Regions from separate parts of the Homo sapiens genome. Here all the other regions are linked to region 4. The links are chromatin contacts, found by Hi-C or POLR2A ChIA-PET in ENCODE. All regions are on one chromosome and are shown on one strand. Each heading gives the region's core, a stretch centred on a gene start or an enhancer-like site at or near the end of the contact. The rest is flanking DNA. Distances are from core to core; before and after follow the strand shown.

Evidence for each region. Hi-C counts contacts between places; a loop is a spot of excess contacts on that map. ChIA-PET counts read pairs that join two places held with the same protein, here RNA polymerase II (POLR2A). Pooled maps may share reads with other maps.
Region 1: a loop to region 4 is called in a pooled map, with 4 times the contacts of the local background. The contact joins two enhancer-like sites. A Hi-C loop is called at or near these places in 1 of 168 maps with a recorded cell type or tissue (CD4-positive, alpha-beta T cell) and 10 of 50 pooled maps. POLR2A ChIA-PET finds 5 or more read pairs at or near these places in 6 of 52 experiments (BJ, CD8-positive, alpha-beta T cell, OCI-LY7 and 3 more).
Region 2: POLR2A ChIA-PET joins it to region 4 with 10 read pairs in MCF 10A. The contact joins two enhancer-like sites. A Hi-C loop is called at or near these places in 7 of 168 maps with a recorded cell type or tissue (B cell, CD4-positive, alpha-beta T cell, CD4-positive, alpha-beta memory T cell and 4 more), 1 of 37 single-sample maps with no recorded cell type and 12 of 50 pooled maps. POLR2A ChIA-PET finds 5 or more read pairs at or near these places in 17 of 52 experiments (CD4-positive, alpha-beta T cell, CD4-positive, alpha-beta memory T cell, CD8-positive, alpha-beta T cell and 13 more).
Region 3: a map of CD8-positive, alpha-beta T cell shows a loop between it and region 4 (2.3-fold over the local background). The contact joins two enhancer-like sites. A Hi-C loop is called at or near these places in 6 of 168 maps with a recorded cell type or tissue (CD4-positive, alpha-beta T cell, CD8-positive, alpha-beta T cell, chondrocyte and 1 more), 1 of 37 single-sample maps with no recorded cell type and 11 of 50 pooled maps. POLR2A ChIA-PET finds 5 or more read pairs at or near these places in 17 of 52 experiments (CD4-positive, alpha-beta T cell, CD4-positive, alpha-beta memory T cell, CD8-positive, alpha-beta memory T cell and 12 more).

What each region holds. Positions count from the first base shown.
Region 1 is chr5:131,412,865-131,415,564 of GRCh38, forward strand. LOC105379173 (a long non-coding RNA gene) reads right to left here. Exons shown (of 3, transcript XR_007058929.1): 2 at 2,207-2,700. Among named protein-coding and RNA genes, the nearest start is that of CDC42SE2, 150 kb to the left of the region's middle. Within about 2 kb of position 1,272, at least 3 of the 41 ENCODE cell types and tissues checked have a DNase peak (open chromatin) inside an H3K27ac peak, as active enhancers do; they include CD4-positive, alpha-beta T cell and CD8-positive, alpha-beta T cell, where a contact is called at or near this core.
Region 2 is chr5:131,311,240-131,314,148 of GRCh38, forward strand. The region is part of intron 1 of CDC42SE2 (CDC42 small effector 2); the gene reads left to right. Among named protein-coding and RNA genes, the nearest start is that of CDC42SE2, 49 kb to the left of the region's middle. RefSeq lists an enhancer at 542-1,350 and a silencer at 1,091-1,312. Within about 2 kb of position 1,597, at least 4 of the 41 ENCODE cell types and tissues checked have a DNase peak (open chromatin) inside an H3K27ac peak, as active enhancers do; they include CD4-positive, alpha-beta T cell and CD8-positive, alpha-beta T cell, where a contact is called at or near this core.
Region 3 is chr5:131,393,056-131,395,755 of GRCh38, forward strand. CDC42SE2 (CDC42 small effector 2) reads left to right here. Exons shown (of 5, transcript NM_001375635.1): 5 at 1-1,617. LOC105379173 (a long non-coding RNA gene) reads right to left here. Exons shown (of 3, transcript XR_007058929.1): 3 at 1,585-2,700. Among named protein-coding and RNA genes, the nearest start is that of CDC42SE2, 130 kb to the left of the region's middle. Within about 2 kb of position 1,261, at least 10 of the 41 ENCODE cell types and tissues checked have a DNase peak (open chromatin) inside an H3K27ac peak, as active enhancers do; they include CD4-positive, alpha-beta T cell and CD8-positive, alpha-beta T cell, where a contact is called at or near this core.
Region 4 is chr5:131,356,435-131,359,134 of GRCh38, forward strand. All of the region lies in intron 2 of CDC42SE2 (CDC42 small effector 2), which reads left to right. Among named protein-coding and RNA genes, the nearest start is that of CDC42SE2, 94 kb to the left of the region's middle. RefSeq lists enhancers at 1,299-1,348, 1,439-1,518, 1,539-1,588, 1,609-1,698. Within about 2 kb of position 1,422, at least 7 of the 41 ENCODE cell types and tissues checked have a DNase peak (open chromatin) inside an H3K27ac peak, as active enhancers do; they include CD4-positive, alpha-beta T cell and CD8-positive, alpha-beta T cell, where a contact is called at or near this core.

The sequences.
Region 1 (2,700 bases), core at 22-2,521, 56 kb after region 4:
CCATGTTTAATATTTTGAGGAACTTACATATTATTTTCCAAAGCAGTTGCATTACTTACATTCCCATCAAGAGTGTACATGACTTCTAATATCTCTACATGCTCTCTAACAATTGTTATTTTCAATTTTTTTGACAGTAACCATCCTCATGGGTGTGAGGTGGTATTTTGTTGTGATTTTGACTTGTGGATTAGTGACACTGAACCACTTTTCATGTGCTTGTTGGCCAACTGTTATCTTCTTTGGAGAAATATCTATTCAAATCTTTTACCTTTTTTTTAAAGACAGGGTATCATTCTGTCACCCAGGCTGGAGTGCAGTGGCAAAATCAGGGCTCACTGCAGCCTCATCTCTTGGGCTGAAGCGATCCTCCCACCTCAGCCTCCTGAGTAGCTGGGATTACAGGTATCTGCCACCACGCCTGGCTAATCTTTAAATTTTTTGTGGAGACAGGGTCTCACCATGATGCCCAGGCTGGTCGTGAACTCTTGGGCTCAAGTAATCTTCCTGCCTTAGCCTACCAAAGTGCTGGGATTCTAGTGTGAGCCACAGTGCTCGGCCATTTTTGCTGCCCCCAACCCCTTTTTGGCAGAGTCTCCCTCTGTCACCCAGGCTGAAGTGCAGTGGTGTGATTACGGCTCACTGCAGCCTCAACCTCCCAGGATCAAGTGACGCTCCTGAATGGCCTCCAAAGTAGCTGAGACTGCAGGCACGCGCCTCCATGCCCGGCTAATTTTTAAAATGTTCTGTAGAGATGGGGTCTCTCTATGTTGCCCAGGCTAGTCTCAAACTCCTGAACTCAAGATATCCTCCTGCCTTGGCCTCCCAAAGTATTGGGATTACAGGCATTGCTCGACCTTCTGCCCATTTTAAATTGGGTTTTCTGTTGTTGACAGAGAGATTTTATTTGATAATAATTTAAATAATATTACTTTTAATATTGATAATTTAAAGAAATATTTTTGAAATATGTATTTTAAATGTTATATAAAATGCATTTCAAGTATTCCAGTGTAAAATATACACTGTGCTCTCCCAATCAGAATGGAATGGACTTTATTTGAACCCCTACAGATAACAATATTGTCATTAAAAATTAGGAAACTGAAATTTAGAAAGGATGAGCACCTTATCCAACAGGACACTGAATTTTTCAGTACTACCTTCAGAGATCACTGAACTGTAGCCTGTTTTTGTCTAGGCTTAACTAGGGAAGAAGCCACTTTCGATCTCACGCAAATGGTTAACAGAATCTATTTCCTGTGGCTGGGGAGCTGAGGGCTCTGGCTTCTTGCTGACTATTGGCTGCAGTCCTCCCTTAGCTCCTAGAGGCCTCCTGCAGTTCATGTCCCCATGTGCCTCCTCAACATGTGCACTTCATTAAGCCAAGGAGAGCCTAGAGCTAGTTTGCTAGCAAGATGGAGTCTTATACAGTGTAACATAATCGTGCAGCTACATTACACCACCTTTGCCATTTTCTATTGCTGTGAAGCAACTCACAGGTCTCAATCATAACCAAGGGGATGATACAGTAGAAAATGGCAAAGGGCATGACTACTAGGACACCAGGGTGGCAGACTGTATTTTTCAAAAACAGCCACAGCAATATTCTCTGACATGGTCTTCTAGAACCTTGTTACTTTTTATCAACAATTTCCTCTGCTTCCCTGTCACTGAACCTGGGTGACACACTGTGATACAGCTTGCCTGGCTCTCTCTTTTGCGATACTTGCCCTTGAAACTCAACCTCCATGATCTGAGGCAGGCCAAAACAGCCCATATGGAGAGATCACATGGAGAGGTTCACGTGGTCAGGAATAGAGGCCTCAAACAACAGCCAGCATTAACTCTCAGCTATGAGCTTTCAAATAATTCCTGTCCTGAGCCTGAATCTTTCAGCTAAGGCCTTAATCACTGTGGAGCACAGAAAAGCCAGCTTTTCTAAACCCTGTGCAAATTCCTGAACAATAAACAAGCATAATAAATGGTTGTTTCATGCCACTAAATTTTGGGTTGATTTGTTACACAGCCATAGTAATTGGGACATGTTAATAGAATAAAGGAGCAAGAACCCACAATTATTTCAATACATGCAGAAAAAGCATTTGATAGAGTCTGACATTTATTAATAATTAAAAAGTTCCAGCAAATTATAAATCGAAGGGAACTTTCTTAATCTGACAAAGAGTTAATACATAAAACTTACTGCACACAGTGTATTTATTGTTGACAGTTTTTCTCTATCATCACTTCTATTCATTATATTGGAAGTTCTGGGTAACTGAAAAAATAAAAGGCATAAGAATTAGAAAGGAAGAAATAGAACTGCCTTTAGCTGCAGATTACATGTCTATATAGAAAATCTGAGATTATTATTATTATTAGGATTCAGTGAGTTTGGTAAGACTGTTGGACACTGGAACAACATTAAAAAATCAATTTTATTTCTATTTGACAAAAAATAATCAAAGTCTGGGCACAGTGGCTCGTAAGTGTAATCCCAACACTTTGGAAAGCCAAGGCAGGAGAATCACTTGAGCCTAGGAGTTCAAGACCAGCTTGGGCAAAATTAGTAGACCCCGTCTCTACAAAAACATTAAAAAATTAGCTGGGTCCATGTGGTGTGCACTTGTAGTCCCTTCTACCTTGGAGGAGGTCGAGGCTATAGTCAGCTGTGATTGCACCACTGCACTCCAGCCT
Region 2 (2,909 bases), core at 347-2,846, 45 kb before region 4:
TTCTTTTCTTTAAGAATGTTGAATATTGGCCCACACTCTCTTCTGGCTTGTAGGGTTTCTGCCGAGAGATCCGCTGTTAGTCTGATGGGCTTCCCTTTGTGGGTAACCCGACTTTTCTCTCTGGCTGCCCTTAATATTTTTTCCTTGATTTCAACTTTGGTGAATCTGACAATTATGTGTCTTGGAGTTGCTCTTCTCAAGGAGTATCTTTGTGGCGTTCTCTGTATTTCCTGAATCTGAACGTTGGCCTGCCTTGCTAGATTGGGGAAGTTCTCCTGGATAATATCCTGCAGAGTGTTTTCCAACTTGGTTCCATTCTCCCCATCACTTTCAGGTATACCAATCAGACGTAGATTTGGTCTTTTCACATAGTCCCATATTTCTTGAAGACTTTGCTCGTTTCTTTTTATTCTTTTTTCTCTGAACTTCCCTTCTCACTTCATTTCATTCATCTCATCTTCCATCGCTGATACCCTTTCTTCCAGTTGATCACATCGGCTCCTGAGGCTTCTGCATTCTTCCCGTAGTTCTTGAGCTTTGGTTTTCAGCTCCATCAGCTCCTTTAAGCACTTCTCTGTATTGGTTATTCTAGTTATACATTCTTCTAAATTTTTTTTCAAAGTTTTCAACTTCTTTGCCTTTGGTTTGAATGTCCTCCAGTAGCTCAGAGTAATTTGATCGTCTGAAGCCTTCTTCACTCAGCTCGTCAAAGTCATTCCCTGTCCAGCTTTGTTCTGTTGCTGGTGAGGAACTGCATTCCTTTGGAGGAGGAGAGGCGCTCTGCTTTTTAGAGTTTCCAGTTTTTCCGTTCTGTTTTTTCCCCATCTTTGTGGTTTTATCTACTTTTGGTCTTTGATGATGGTGATGTACAGATGGGTTTTTGGTGTGGATGTCCTTTTTGTTTGTTAGTTTTCCTTCTAACAGACAGGACCCTCAGCTGCCGGTCTGTTGGAGTACCTTGCTGTGTGAGGTGTCAGTGTGCCCCTGCTGGGGGGTGCCTCCCAGTTAGGCTTCTCGGGGGTTAGGGGTCAGGGACCCACTTGAGGAGGCAGTCTGCCCGTTCTCAGGTCTCCAGCTGCGTGCTGGGAGTGCCAGTGCTCTCTTCAAAGCTGTCAGACAGGGACATTTAAGTCTGCAGAGGTTACTGCTTTTTGTTTGTCTGTGCCCTGCCCCAAGAGGTGGAGCCTACAGAGGCAGGCAGGCCTCCTTGAGCTGTGGTGGGCTCCACCCAGTTTGAGCTTCCAGGCTGCTTTGTTTACCTAAGCAAGCCTGGGCAATGGTGGGTGCCCCTCCCCCAGCCTGGCTGCTGCCTTGCAGTTTGATCTCAGTCTGCTGTGCTAGCAATCAGCGATACTCCGTGGGCGTAGGACCCTCCGAGCCAGGCGCGGGATATAATCTCGTGGTGCGCTGTTTTTTAAGCCCCTCGGAAAAGCACAGTATTTGGGTGGGAGTGACCCGATTTTCCAGGTGCCGTCCGTCACCCCTTTCTTTGACTAGGAAAGGGAACTCCCTGACCCCTTGCACTTCCCGAGTGAGGCAATGCCTCGCCCTACTTTGGCTTGCAAACGGTGTGCGCACCCACTGACCTGCGCCCACGATCTGGCTCTCCCTAGTGAGATGAACCCAGTACCTCAGATGGAAATGCAGAAATCACCCGTCTTCTGTGTCGCTCACGCTGGGATCTGTAGACGGGAGCTGTTCCTATTCGGCCATCTTGGCTCCTCCTCCCTTTTCTTTTTCTTTTCTTTTCTTTTTTTTTTTTAGACGGAGTCTTGCTCTGTCACCCAGGCTGTAGTGCAGTGGCGTGATCTTGGCTCACTGAAAGCTCTGCCTCCCGGGTTCACACCATTCTGCTGCCTCAGCCTCCCTTGTAGCTGGGACTACAGGTGCCTGCCACGACGCCCGGCTGATTTTTTGTATTTTTAGTGGAGGCGGGGTTTTGCCATGTTAGCCAGGATGGTCTCCATCTCCTGACCTCGTGATCTGCCTGCCTCGGCCTCCCAAAGTGCTGGGATTACAGGCATGAGCCACCGCGCCTGGCCCCTCTCTTCTTCCTTTTCTGTTTGGATGCCTTTTATTTCTGAGGCTTATCTTTCATTCTGTTAACAGTGTCTTGCAAATAGCAGAAATTAGTATTTGAATGAAATTATTACTTTGTCTTTTTTAAGTGGATTGTGCTTTTGTGTTTTAGTTTACTAATCTTTGCCCAAGATAAGGCCACAAAGATTTTATGGAAGTTTTATGGTTTTACCTTTAGGTCTGTGATTGATTTTGAGTTAATTTTGGCATGCGGTATGAATATTCAGTTGTTCCAGCTTCATTTGTTGAGAAAGCTATCCTTTCTCTGCTGGATTGCCTTTGTACCCTTATGGAAAATAAGTTGACTACATGTGTGTAGTTGTATTTCTGGACTCTCAGTTTTGTTTTATTGACCTGTTAAGTCTCTCTGCCTACTAGTACAGTGTTTTTGTAGCTTTATAATAAACCTTGAATTCTGGTTGTATAAGGCTTCCAAAATTTTTGCCCTTTTTAAAAGCCGTTTTGATTGATCTAGCTCTTTGCCATTTCCATATGATTTTATTTAATTAATTTATTTTATTTATTTTGAGGCAGAGTCTCACTCTGTCACCCTGGCCGTAGTGCAGTGGCATGATCTTGGCTCACTGCAACCTCTGTCTCCTGGGTTCAAGCGATCCTCCTGCCTCGGCCTTCCGAGTAGCTGGGATTACAGGTGTGCACCACCATGCCCGACTAAACTGTAGGATTTTAGAATAAACATGCCAGTTTATTCTACAAAAAGGTCAGCTGGGATTCTTATTAGAATTGTGTTGACTATATTGATCAAATTGGGGAGAATTGACATGTTAACATCATTGACTTCATTGATCTATGAACATAATATTATTCTC
Region 3 (2,700 bases), core at 11-2,510, 36 kb after region 4:
GTGTTAAGCCAGAGTCAGTGGTTTGTGTTCTCATTAAAATGTTTGTTTAAATCCTATGTCCAATTCAAGCCTATCTAACTACATTTGGTAGGATTAACATTTCATATAACAAATGGGGCTTAATTAAAAACTTTAACTTGGAATAAAGGAACAGGGATCACTTTATCTTCTGCCTTCATTTACCTTAGTCCAAGATTCTTGCAAAACAGGCAACTGAACAAACATTAGGTTTATGTAGGTAAAATGTGAAAGCATTTCTCCTCCACTTTTTAAAATTTAATTTACCCAGTACAGCGGGGCACCAGATTACTTGATCTTTGTATTTTGCAGTTTTGAGCCTTTGTGTCAATCCCAAGCACAGAGAGGATCTGCCAAGGAAAAACATTTGCATCTTCGGAGTAGACATTTTGCAGTTTGTTTAATAACAACTTCTAAAGTAAGTTGAATTCATCCATTGTCACTGATTCACCAAGTGGATGTTGCATTGTGGAATTTGCCTGAGTACTGTTGTCATTCTGCTCAGCCAGGCACGGTCAGTTTCTTGGCCAGGGACATTGCTATGTGCTGTGTGCAAGCTCTTTAGAAGAGAGATTGGATTTTCTTGGCATTATCAGCACTCATGCTATTTAGTCTACTTCTATTTTGACTGACTCTTTAAATTAGTACAATTTTTCTACTTGTCATATAACTCCTGGAACAATAGTACGGGAAGCCGTGATCCTTTTCCCTGACTCATGATTTTAGTCTTTTTCCAAATCGCTGTTTTTTTTTTTTTTTTTTTTTTTTTTGCTGCTCCAACGACCAGCATGTGTTGGAGCAGATCTCCATGGTAAGCCAAAAGTGGACTTGTCAGCCTATAACTACTCTGCAGCTGCCACTAACTCTACAGGCACAGTAACTACACTTTATACAGGAGCACATGCCAAAGTGCCTGGGAGGTGCCAATAAAATCAAGAAATAAGAAAACTACAAAAAAAGATACGGTATTAACCTTGGACATAATTTTTTTTAGGGAGGCAGCTTTCCCACTTTTATAAAGGGGGTTGTAAATCTCAAGAGGTCATTTGTTCCCCATAGCAGCATATCTCATTTTTAAATTGAAGCGAATTAAATAGGATTTTACTACTCAACATTCATTATACTGTTAATCTTTGCTGAAATATATGCTAACAAATGTTAAGCAAGGGAAACTGAAGACTTAGTCATGTGGATTGTTAGCAGTGATCTGCATTCTGTAAAAGAGGTACTTTCCCATGATGTAGGCATGAAGTGGTGCCAGTAAGCGTAGAGCGGAAATGTTGACTTTAGTTAACATTGGGTTTAGCATTTCCAGTGCAGCATTATCAGTGGGCCTTTAAAAATACTTCGTAAGTACATTAGCTTTCACTTTGTTGTTAAATTATAGCAGACTCATTATAGAGAACAAGTTTGCCTTGATTTTGTTTAAAATGACTTCTGCTAAGCACCCAGAAGATAAAATTGACATATTTTTATAATATAAGCATACTTTTTTTGTACATTGTGTTCATTCTTGAATAAAATGAGTTCTGTGTTGGCTTGTAGATACTAAAAAGAAAGTATTGATTTTGATTCAATAAATGTTTTCTTTCAATCCTGGTTGGCCTTTCCTTTAAATTTTGTTTAGTTTTTCTTTTCTTTCAAGGAAGGAATTATTTACCAGAATTCAGTTAGAGCACCTTTTTTGCATTCTTATATTTTCAGTCATGATTCCTATCATGCAAAAAACAACTTAAAACTTTTTGATTTAAAAGAGAATTTAAATTTCTATCATTGTAATCTTTAACTTCACAGTTCACCTCTTAATTTAACAAATACCTAGTCAGAATGAAAATTAAATGGATAGAAATAGGACTAATAAAACATTTATGCCTGGTGCAGTGACTCACAACTGTAATCCCAGCTCTTTTGGAGATGGAGGTGGGTGGATAGTTTGAGACCAGCCTGGACAACATGGTGAAACCCTTTCTGTAAGTTTTTATTGCCTATCAACCACATGATTTTTAACAGAGGTATCAGATATCTACACAGCTTTCCATGATGAAGCATCTTGTCCTTATAGTATATGTAGGACTTAATTAAAATGAAATTAAATTAAGAATTCTCCTCATACTTAGCCACATTTCAGGTGCTTAGCAGTGTCATGTAGTGATCAGCTGCTGTATTAGGAAGTTATAGACTATTTCCACCATCACAGTTTGGGGAGTTAGTTTGTAGTTTGCCTCTAAAATGGTTTATGACACTGGTTCCCATAGGGAGTGATTTTGCTCCCCATGGAGACATTAGAGCAATGTCAGGAGACAGTTTTGGTCATCACAGCTTGAGGAGGGGGTGGTGCAGGCTCTGGGGAGTGGAAAGTAGGGATGCTGGTAAATATGCTGTGATGTACAGGACAGCCCCCACCACAAAGATTGATTGGGTCCAAAATGTCCGTGCCACAGCTAAAACCTGTTTTAAGACAAAGAAGATCTCTACGTCTGCATACTCACCAGGTGTAACCTGTTAGGGACTCTTCGTTGCATTAGATCATGTGCACAGGTAAGTGAGGTGTTCTGCTGGTCGAATACTGAGAATAGGTGAGTTAGGTTTTGTTTTATGAGAATTGCCACAAAACATTCTAAAAACAGAAAAGACAAATATTAGGAAAGACTATTTCAAAACTTCTGGTAACTTTTGTCCTTA
Region 4 (2,700 bases), core at 172-2,671:
AAAAGGAAATTTGTTTAGAAAAGCAAGAAGATAGAAGATGTATTGATATCACATTCCAAAGCATGTCTGAAACATTTTAAGATCCATATATTTACTTAAATAAAAATCCATGGAATTGCAAACATCTTCTTGGTTTGAAAATATATTTTAGCAGATCCATTATCTAAATGGAAATATGTAGCAATAGAAGTTATTGTACTTTAGGCCAGGTGCGGTGGCTCATGTCTATAATGCCAGCACTTTGGGAGGCTGAAGTGTGAGCTCAGCAGTTTGAGCTCAGCCTGGGCAAAACAGTGAGACCCTGTCTCTACACAAAATAAAAAATTAGCAAAGTGTGGCAGCACACATCTGTAGTCCCAGCTACTTGGGAGGCTAAGGCAGGAGGATCACCTGAGCTCAGAAAGTCAAGGCTGCAGTGATCTGTGATCATGCCACTGCATTCCAGCCTGGGCAACACAGTGAGACCCTATCTGAAAAAAAATTTTTTTTTTAATTTCACAAAGGCTTCTTAATGGGCAAGATTTTTGATCCAGGGTGAAATTAAACTTATTAAATAGCAGCACTGAAATAATGTTCATGAGACTGTATATTTAAGCCTTTTCTCTTATATTCCTGCTAAGAGGATTGGATGGAGGAAATAAGTGATACTATTCTTTGAGCTTATAAAACTTCACAGTATTTACCCAATTCATTGGCCAAAGACTGCCACTTCCTTGATTTAGAGTTTGGGTAAGATAAGGAATGTTCATCTCTGCTTAAATAAACATTCCAGGTTCTGAATTTTAATTAATGGCAAAAATGTAAACTTTTCTTTCTTTTGATATTCCTTGGATGTATGCTTAAATCTTAACATGTTATTTTCCTGTATGTTAGAGGACTTGTCCTCTGGACTGTAGAATCAGGGTCCTGAATTCATGCCTTGTTATACTACCCAGATTTGTGACACTGAGGGTGTGTGCCTTAACTTTACATTACATCTTTATCTGTACAGCTACAAAAATCACCGTCACTTCTGTCTTTCCAGGTTTAGAGTCGTGGCTTTGGAAAAAGCAAAAGGGAGGAATTTAATTTCACTTAATGTTCAGGACTCTGTGATCCTGTAATGTGGTTGTTACTGATCTATAGTTGGCAAAGCTTATAAATGTGTGAGGTCTCTTTCCAGAATTTACAAATAAGTGATTTATATTTCGCCATTTGGGACAAAAATGTTAACATCTCTTTGAACACAGTCAAATTGATACATCTTTAGTCTTTGATCTTTTCATTTCAAGGAAGGCTCATTTTCTTCATTCTACCACTCTACTTTTTAAACTTTATATCCATTTTTCTTGCAAACATTGTCTACACTTGTTGACTCTGCTGCTTTCCTTTCACTCACTTAACCTCCTGTAATCTGATGTCTACCCACACTACTTTACTGAAACTGCTGTTGCCAGCGCCACACTGTGTTTGCTGCACAGTCTAAGGAATAGTCCTCAGTCTTTCCTATCTCAGTGGCAGTTAATACTGCCACCCACTTTCTCCTTGAAACAGGCTCCAGTGACACCACATTTAACGGATTTTCCTCTTCTAATTCTGGTAACACCCAAACCTCCTTAGTAGACTTCTCTTTTTCTACCTATGATTTAAATGCTGTTCTTACTCAGAGGACTCTGTTGAGCACACTTTGCTTGTCATGATACCGTTTTGCCTAGAGATCATTCATTGCTTTAGTCATAATCTGATGATTGCAAAACTTCTCCTTGGCTTCAGATTTATATATCAAACTGTCTATTGGACATCTTAACTTGACTATTGTAGTAGTCTGCAAGTGATATAAACCCACTTCATCATAACTTCAGGCTAAAGAGGGAGATATGTTGCCTTACAAAACCAAACGTCTGGTGCACAGGTGAAACTGATCTTAGGGATGCCTAGAATCAGAGATTGATGTCATCTTGACTTCCCACTTCTCTTTTGCCGCTGCTTGTCAGCATTATTACCTCAAAACCATCTTCCACATGAGGTATAGGATATTATTGACTAAGGACATCCTTAAAGTCAACAGCTTGGCAGTCAGAAATAAAAAATAGGTTTAACTCTTTGTCCAACTGCAGATAGAACATTGCCTGACAAGGATTCTGATAGACTCAGCTTGGTTTGCCACAGTGGGATGTAGAGTATTTTGACTAACATGCGTTCTAGTAATGATGGTAGGAGTGGTGGGAGTGGTAGGGATCTAATAGCTCGATTCACAGAAGAAAGCCAACTTAACCTCTACCCATTTTTCATGTACAGCTCTAATTCCAGTGGATAAGGTAATAAGTTTGTTTATGGTTTTTGATGAACTGCACCTGCTTGATTATCTCCTTAGAATTCATTGCTGTGTCAATTACTGTCTGAGTTGTCTGTGAGAATAAAGGACTCAACTGAAGAAACCTATATGAAAATGGTGATCATTATTTCTTCTTGGAATTAGAAACTTGTATGTGGCAGTCATAATGTTCTAATTAGTGATTTTTAAAAATTAACTCATTAAAATAATCCATACTTTTATAATCATAAAATAGGATGCCCCACGAAGGCAAAGATTTCTGTCTGCTTTTACTACTACACCTAGAACTTGACACTTAAAAAGTTGCTCAAAAAATAATTTGTTGAATCAATATCAGTTTGTTAAAATCTTGATTTTTTTTCAGTGTTTACTTTTTTTGGTAATAT